Linked DNA regions of Homo sapiens: region 2 is linked to region 1. The links are chromatin contacts, found by Hi-C or POLR2A ChIA-PET in ENCODE. All regions are on one chromosome and are shown on one strand. Each heading gives the region's core, a stretch centred on a gene start or an enhancer-like site at or near the end of the contact. The rest is flanking DNA. Distances are from core to core; before and after follow the strand shown. Region 1 holds the start of P4HTM (prolyl 4-hydroxylase, transmembrane). Region 2 has its middle 20 kb from the start of IP6K2.

Region 1 (4,274 bases), core at 1,667-4,166:
CTAATGTTGTATTTTTAGTAGACGGGGTTCCCCCATGTTGGTCAGGCTGGTCCCGAACAACCTGACCTCAGGTGATCCACCCGCCTCGACCTCCCAAAGTTCTGGGATTACAGGCGTGAGCCACCGCGCCCAGCCTTGCTCAAATATTTTTTTCAGGCAGGTCCACCTTGGCTACCTTATTAAGGGTTCCAGCCAGGCATGGTGGTTCACACCTGTAATCCCAGCACTTTGGGAGGCTGAGGAGGGCAGATCACCTGAGGTCATGAGATTGAGACCATCCTGGCTAACACGGTGAAAGCCCGTCTCTACTAAAAATGCAAAAAATTAGCCGGATGTGGTGGCGCATGCCTGTAATCCCAGCTACTTGGGAGGCTGAGGCAGGAGAATCACTTGAACCCGGAAGGCGGAGGTTGCAGTGAGCTGAGATCATACCATTGCATTCCAGCCTGGACAACAAGAGAGAAACTTAGTCTAAAAAAAAAAAAAAAAAAAAAGAGTTCTAATCCCAGCTGAACTTCTGCCTTACTGTCTGCTATTTTTTTTTTTCTTTGAGATAGGGGTCTCTCTCTGTTGCCCAGGCTGGAATGCAGTGGTGCGATCTTGGCTCACTGCAACCTCTGCCTCCTGGGTTCAAGTAATTCTCATGCCTCAGCCTCTTGAACAGCTGGGATTACAGGTGTACACCACCACACCCGGCTAATTTTTGTATTTTTAGTAGAGATGAGATTTCACCATGTTGGTCAGGCTGGCCTCAAATTCCTGACCTGAAGTGATCTGCCTGCCTCAGCCTCCCAAAGTGCTGGGATTATAGACATGAGCCACCACGCCCGGCCCTGTCTGCTATTTTATGTTGGCAAAAAAGAAAAAAGAAAAAAAATCTGCCTTACTTGTTTGCAATCACATATCACCATCTGACACACCAATGTATATATTTATTTGTTTGTTTATTGTCTGTTTCCTCTTCATTTGAATGTCAGCTTCAGGGTTTTGTTTCATTGTTTATATTTAGTTCAATGCTGTGTTCCTGGCACCTAAAATAGTGCCTGGCACAGACTTCAACGTTACTCAATAGTAATAGTAATAATAACAACAACCAGCTTTGGGTGCCTCTCCCACAACAGGACTGACAGCATAATCTATTTCCCTACAAACAGCATGCATATGACATCATTCTGACAGGTCTAGGCATAATCCCCAACCAGGACCCTCTGCCTTGGAGGTAATGACTTGTGCTCAGATGTTCTACTTTGGCCCCAGCTCCTAACCCATTCCATCCCCCGGCAGGCAGGAATGGCCCTGGGTTTGCAAATATGTTTGTCACGGAGGCCAGGTACCCAGGGCTGGGCTACACAAACACCCTGGACAATGTCCATGGGACTAGGGGTCCCCACCCAGTTGACACTGGTGGTCTTTGAAGGACTCTGGGGTCTTCACAGCTCGCACTGTGGCTTTACTGCATAGGCCTTAGAGGCAGGCTATGTGGGTTCTAATCCTAGCTTCACCACTGAAGTAACCGTGTCAGCCTGGCCAAGCCACAGCAGCTCTCTGTCCCTAACTTTCCCCCTCACTGGCCTGAGTAGGATCTACACCCACTTCACAGAGGGGTTGCAGGAATTAAATGAAATAATCATATGAAGGCAAGCACATAACTAGAGCTCAGAAACGATGAGCTATGTTGTGGCTCCAACTGGAGTCACCCTAGAAAGCTTTGCCCATGATGGCTGAACAAAGACTTCACCTTAAGAAGAATCTCAGAGTGCTGGCAGCAAAAGCTGAGCCTCTGACTGGTACTCCAGTGGAGGAGGCTGGGGGGGTACCAGTTTATCTACATTTGGACGGCCTGCTTCTCATCAGACCACAAGGCCCACTTCGGCAGTGGGATTTTCCCCAGAGGTCCTGAGGTCGGCAGAAAGCTGGTTATCAGTCTCCCACCTTCCTCCCAGTTCTAGAAGGTGACAGAATTAATGGTGGCACGGAAGACAGGTGCAATGAAACGTTTAGACACCAGCCTCAGGCTCACCCTGCCAGCCCTGTGATGGAAGAATGGACTGCAGGGAGTTGGGATAAGAGGGAGTGTTACCCTATTTCGAGGACGGGGAAGGTCCTTCACTTTGGTAATCCTCTGGAAGGGCTGCTCTGAAGCAGCCATTTTCAAAATAGAGGTCACGTGGTCACAACGAGCCTCAAGGTGGCCACCAAACCGCAGCCCCTGGCCCTTCCCAGGAGTATCTGGCGGACTTACCGAAGAGCAGCGGCTTGAGGCTGAGGGTTCGGATGAAGTGATCCCTGTCGGTGACCAGCTGGACCTTACGCTCGTGCCCCACCTAAGGAAAAGGCGCACAGCGGGCAGCTGGGGCGCCAGACCGCGCTGCCCAAGAAGGGCCAAGTCGCCCCGGCCCGGAGAGCGACAGCAGGCGAGTGAGTGGGAGCGCGCGGGACCGACGCAGAGCAGCGCCGGGGGCAGCGTGGGGACCCGGGCTGAGCGCCGGTCCTCTCGGGCTCAGCCGTGCAGGGCCTGGAGCGCGGCGGGGCAGGGAGGTCCTCACCTTGATGCCCTCCAGCCGGGTGAGGGGACCTAAGGTGGGCTCGGGCCCGGGGCCCTGGGCACGGTGTTGGGGCCCGGGATCGCTGCTTTCGTCGCCGTTGCTGTAGTGCACGAAGAGCAGCAGCGCCAGCACGTTACCCAGGTACAGGTGCACGAACACCATCAGCACCAGGAAGTAGGCGCGCGAGCAGATGCCGCGGGGCTTGCACAGCGGACGCACCGGTGCGTCCTCGCCGTCGCCCAGCCCGGCCGCCGCCTGAGCCTGGCAGTGGTCTGGCGGCGCCCACTGCGGCCTCGAGGCCTCCTCGGCCGCCGCGGTCTCAGGCCGCTGGCCTGTCACCGCCGCTGCCGCCATGGCACCCAGGTCGCGCGCGCGCCCAGGGGAGGGGCCGCGGGGGTGCCCGCGCTGCGCAGTCGCCCGGACAACGGCCGCCAGGCCCGCGAGCGCCGCGGTCACTAGGAGACGGTGCCTGGGGGTGCTGAGCCCGCCCGGAGCCGCCTGCGTCCGCGCCGGGCTCGGCCTTCCTGCGCCTTGAGCCCCAGCCCACGCTGGGGCTTCTCTTCCCAAGCTGGGTTGCCGTCGGGCAGAGCTGTACACTCTCCAAGTCAGAAGCCAAGGTCCCAAGCGTAGACGCGGACAAGAGCGGCACCATTAAGGCATACACTAGTGGGAGCTTCTCGGTGCCTGCGTGAAGACGCCCTCTTGCCTCCGGGAAAAGTATCGTCTGCATCTTCTTGCTCCAGGAGCGGGGGTGGGGAGCGCAGCGCGGAGGAGGCAGCGCTGAGATGACTCAACAGTGCGGCATTTGGGGGCGCCGCGGAGGCTGGGACTGCGTAAGCGGCGATAGGGTAGGACCCACAGCCTCCTCGCAGGCATTCTTGGAGCTCGGTTCCGCGGTCGGTCCGGATCTCCCGGGAAGTCTCGCCGGAGTCAGGCAGGCCTTAGGAAGAAGCTGCCTGATGTGCAAGGTTTCATAGGCCGTCAGAGGGGGCATCCTGGAGGAGCCCTGGCATCAGGAAAGTGAGCCCCCCATGGCAGCCCGCAGGAATGAACCAGTGCTCAGGTATATGGAACACTCCTTGCATCAAAGCTGGCACGTGTGAAGAGGCGGGAAGGGACTCTTCCATAACTGAGACACCATTACCTCAGAGAAAAATTAAACAGATTATCACCAAAAACGGGGGTGGGGGGAGGACATACCTACCAGTGGTCAAGTGCCAAGGCATCCCTGCTCTTCTAGAGCTGGTTATCCTCAGGAAGAGATTACTACACGCCCTCAGGGCAGAAGCTGACCCCCCTCCCCGAGGTGGACTTGCAGGCAAGAGCAACACTTTTAAGGCAGGTCACACTGGTGGTTTCTCCCTACCCTGGTTAAGACCCCCACTACCTCTACTCCCATCTCCTCTCCCTTCCCCATAGCAAAGCATAGTCTGCATTTTCTAGTCCCCTCAAGTCAAGGCAGGCCAGGGGCTCCAAGGGCAGGCCCACCTCTTTCTTCTAAGATTTTTTGTGTGTGTGTGACGGAGTCTCACTCTGTCGCCCAGGCTGGAGTGCAGTGGCGCGATCTTGGCTCACTGCAACCTCTGCCTTCCGGGTTCAAGCAATTCTCCTGCCTCAGCCTACCAAGTAGCTGGCATGCGCCACCATGGCGGGCCAATTTTTTTTTTTGTATTTTTATTTATTATTATTTAGTTTTAATTTTTTAATTATAATTTTTTTTTTTTTTTT
Region 2 (3,994 bases), core at 1,040-3,539, 250 kb after region 1:
CCCTCCAGCTTTGTCCTGCCTGGACGTGCTGGGGACAGGGTGTGTGTGTCCAGGATATACTAGGAACCCTCCCAACCCTGGCCTTGTGGGATCCTTTTCTTGGTAATTTTCCTGTCTTTTGTTCTGGAAAAAAAAAATCTAGGAATTATTTGCCACCAACCCCTCTCTGCATGGCCCACGTCCCAGGGCTGTGGGTGCAGCTGAGGGTCATCAGAGACCTTAGCCCCACCTCTGCCCGAGTGGGACCATTGTGTTCCCAACTCCGAGCTGAGCTGCCTGTCCAGTTCTTCAGCGCTGGAGGCCCTGGGCTGACTCCAGGCAGGAGGGAGTGGGGGTGAGCAAGAACAGCCAGCGGGTTTAAGGAATGGGCAGGAAAAGGAACCTGGAGTGCAGAAGCACCCCTCTACCTCCTCATCAGACTCTTGCCCCCTCCACCTTTGGAGGTCCTCTTTGGGGATCAGAGGCCCATCTCTGCCAGGGGCCTGAAGACCTACATCCTGGAGGTGAGGTCTGTGCTCAGCATCTCACCTGTACCCTTCATCTCCAAAACCATTGCAGTGCTTGCTGCCTGGCCCTAGAGCCCTGTCCTCCAACCTCTCGCACCTCTGCCTCCCTCAGCAATGACTTGCCATGGGTCAGAAACTCCGGTCTCCCTCTTTGCTCCCCACCATCCTCCTCTAGCTCCTGCCCCATTCTGAAACTTGCCTGTGGTTGCCATTACCCTTCCTCACCTCCCATTCTTGCCACAGCCCATGGCACAGTCCCCAGTGACTTCCGCTGACAAAACCAGTGCACATACTAGCTCTCTGGAATCCCAGCAAAATTCACTGGGATTGACTTCTCCCTCCTGCTTCAAGGACCACATTCTCAGGAATCATTCAGCCCTCCTGGTTTTCCTTCCAGCTCTTATGATCATCCTCATCTCTGTTGCCACCTTTAACTACACATAGTTAAATGTTGGAGTGACCCAAGACTGTACTCTGGGCTCTTCTCCCTCCCTCCCTCCTTAGGGAATTTTGTCAGGAACAGTGTGGCTTTGAGTGTTATCACCATGCTGCTCTCTCTGAATTTATACTTCCAGCTGGGACACTTCACCCTGAACTAGTTGTCCCACTGCTTGACATCTCCACTAAGGCTATGAAACAGCTGTCCCAAATATTGTCTTTTTTTTTTTTTTTCTTGAGATGGAGTCTCGCTGTGTTGCTCAGGCTGGAGTGCAGTGGCACGAGCTCGGCTCACTGCAACCTCCACCTCCCAGGTTCAATGGATTCTCCTACCTCAGCCTCCTGAATAGCTGGGATTACAGGTGCAGGCCACCACGTCCTGCTAATTTTGTATTTTTAGTAGAGACAGGACTTCACCATGTTGGCCAGTCTGGTCTGGAACTCCTGATCTCATGTGATCCGCCCGCCTTGGCCTCCCAAAGTGCTGGGATTGCAGGCATGAGCCACCACACCCGGCCCATCCTCTTATTTTTCATCAGTACTCCCTCTCCAGTTGTACCACCCTTCTGTCCTGAAGAAGTCTCCAACTGCCATCACCTCTAATCTGTCCACTCTCAGATCCCAACTCTTCTTTAAAATCCCTCCAGTGCTTTCCCCTCCTTGGACTTAATACTTGGCTTTAGTCCCAGTCTTAATTACCCTCTAGGATTAACAGCCAGAGTCTTATTTTTGAAATGTGACTTTTGCCACATTAGCCCTCGGCTGAGTGCTCATGTAACTTCCTTCCAGCCTTGCAAAGGCGTAAATGGTCCAGGCCAAGGCCTATCTACTGTCCCTTCACTGCAACCACTGGGAACCTTATGCAAATTTTGCTTTGCTTTTGGTTTTGTTTGTTTTTTGAGACAGAGTCTTGCTTTGTCACCCAGGCTAGAGTGCAATGGCACAGTCTCAGCTCACTGCAACCTCCATCTCCCAGATTTAAGCGATTCTCCTGCCTCAGCCTCTCGAGTAGCTGGCACTACAGGTGTGTGCCACCACACCCAGCTAATTTTTTGTATTTTTAGTAGAGACGGGGTTTCACCATTTTGGCCAGGCTGTTCTTGAACTCCTGTCCTAGTGACTCGCCTGCCTCAGCCTCCCAAAGTGCTGGGATTACAGGTGTGAGCCACCATGCCCAGCAGGTTTTGTTTTTTTAATTTAATTTTTTAAAGTGTAGGATATAACAAATACATAAAAGTACATAAAACAAAGATGTTTTGCTCAATTATTTTTCACAGACCAAACAGAAACCCAACACAGATGAAAAACATTCCCAGTGCCCTGCAGCACCCCCTTGTGGCCCACCAGTCACCCCTCCCTACCCTATCCTGAGTTTTAAGATAAGGAGGTCATCACTTCCTTGATTTTCTTAATCTTTCTGTCACCTAAGGATGCCTCTCTAAAGAATTTCTTCGTTCCTCCAGCTAAATATATACCTATAATTAATTGCATAAGAGAGAACCCATCATAACTGCTGTCCTTTAAATCTTTTATCTTTTCCTCTTTTCCTTTCCCTCCCTTCTATCACCATTTTCTGCAACCCATGTTTACAAACTGTATGTTCCCTACTTTTCTCCTGGCTTATATAATTATAAAAGCATACACACGGCCAGGTGCAAGTGGCTCACGCCTGTAATCCCAGCACTTTGGGAGGCTGAGGCAGGTGGATCACCTGAGGTCAGGAGTTAAAGACCAGCCTGCCCAACATGGCGAAACCCTGTCTCTACTAAAAATACAAAAAATTAGCTGCGCATGGTGGCAGGCGCCTGTAATCCCAGCTTCTTGGGAGGCTGAAGCAGGACAATCACTTGAACTCAGGAGGCAGAGAGGTTGCAATGAGCCGAGATTGTGCCACTGCACTCCAGCCTGGGTGACAAGAGCGAAACTCCATCTAAAAATTAAATAAATAATGTTTTTAAAATACAAAAAATTAGCTGGATATGGTGGTGCATGCCTGTAGTCCCAGCTACTCGGGAGGCTGAGGCACAAGAATCGCTTGAAACTGGGAGGCGGAGGTTGCAGTGAGCTAAGAGAGATCACGCCATTGCACTCCAGCCAGGGAGACATCATGAGACTCTGTCTCAAAAAAAAAAAAGCATACACATATTCACACAAAGTGGTTTGTCTTTGTTGTACACATTTAGGTTATTTTGTACATACTTTTCTGCATCTCACTTTTCTTACTCATTCCAACTTTGTGGCAGGCCCTCCAAATGAAGTGGCATTATCCCAGTTCCTTCTTTTTGATGATAATATAAAACCTGTCCACAAATATTTTTATACTCTTCCCACAAAAAGTGGAATCTAAGCTCCCTCTCCTTAAATATGGGCCAGCTTCAGTGACTGCTTCTATTGAATAGAATGGGGCAGAAATTATACTGTGTGATATCTGAATCTAGGTTAGAAAAGTTGATAGAACTAAAACAGGATCCAGATACAGTGACTCACACCTGTAATCCCAGTACTTTGGGAGGCCAAGGTGGGAAGATCACTTGAGCCCCGAAGTTCAAGACCAGCCTGGGCAACATATAGACCCAGTCTCTATTTAAAAATAAAAATAAAAAAAGAACTTAGGTAGGAGGTGGGTACTTGACTCCAGAGGTGGGGCTCGGACGCTGCACTAGATTGAGGACTAGCTAAAACAGGGCCTGGGGAGGAAGAGGCTTTCAATCAGACATACCCACCAACGTGCTTTCAATTTACCATTGCCATGGCAACACCCAGGACTTACTGCCTCTTTCCGTGGCAATGATCCAATGACCCAAAAGTTACTACCTCTTCCCTAGAGATTTCTGCTTAAACAGCTCCTTAATCTGCATGCAATTAAAAGTGGATATAAATATGACTGCAAAACTGCCCTGAGCTGCTACTCTCTGCCCAAGGGATAGCCCTGCTCTGCAGGAGCAGTCACAGAGCCCTAACACCGCCTCTTCAACAAAGCTGTTTTCTTTCTTTTTTTTTTTTTTTATTGATCATTCTTGGGTGTTTCTCGCAGAGGGGGATTTGGCAGG

Evidence for each region. Hi-C counts contacts between places; a loop is a spot of excess contacts on that map. ChIA-PET counts read pairs that join two places held with the same protein, here RNA polymerase II (POLR2A). Pooled maps may share reads with other maps.
Region 2: a pooled map shows a loop between it and region 1 (4-fold over the local background). The contact joins the enhancer-like site here to the promoter of P4HTM in region 1. A Hi-C loop is called at or near these places in 6 of 50 pooled maps. POLR2A ChIA-PET finds 5 or more read pairs at or near these places in 7 of 52 experiments (B cell, HCT116, OCI-LY7 and 4 more).

What each region holds. Positions count from the first base shown.
Region 1 is chr3:48,988,883-48,993,156 of GRCh38, reverse strand. P4HTM (prolyl 4-hydroxylase, transmembrane) reads right to left here and starts at 2,916. Exons shown (of 9, transcript NM_177939.3): 1 at 2,547-2,916; 2 at 2,243-2,324. The coding sequence starts at 2,900. LOC124909376 (a long non-coding RNA gene) reads left to right here and starts at 3,285. Exons shown (of 2, transcript XR_007095903.1): 1 at 3,285-3,609. RefSeq lists enhancers at 1,944-2,505, 3,163-3,322, 3,070-3,632, 3,633-4,196 and a silencer at 2,673-3,052.
Region 2 is chr3:48,735,391-48,739,384 of GRCh38, reverse strand. No RefSeq gene overlaps it. Among named protein-coding and RNA genes, the nearest start is that of IP6K2, 20 kb to the right of the region's middle. RefSeq lists a silencer at 1,750-1,839. Within about 2 kb of position 2,289, at least 4 of the 41 ENCODE cell types and tissues checked have a DNase peak (open chromatin) inside an H3K27ac peak, as active enhancers do.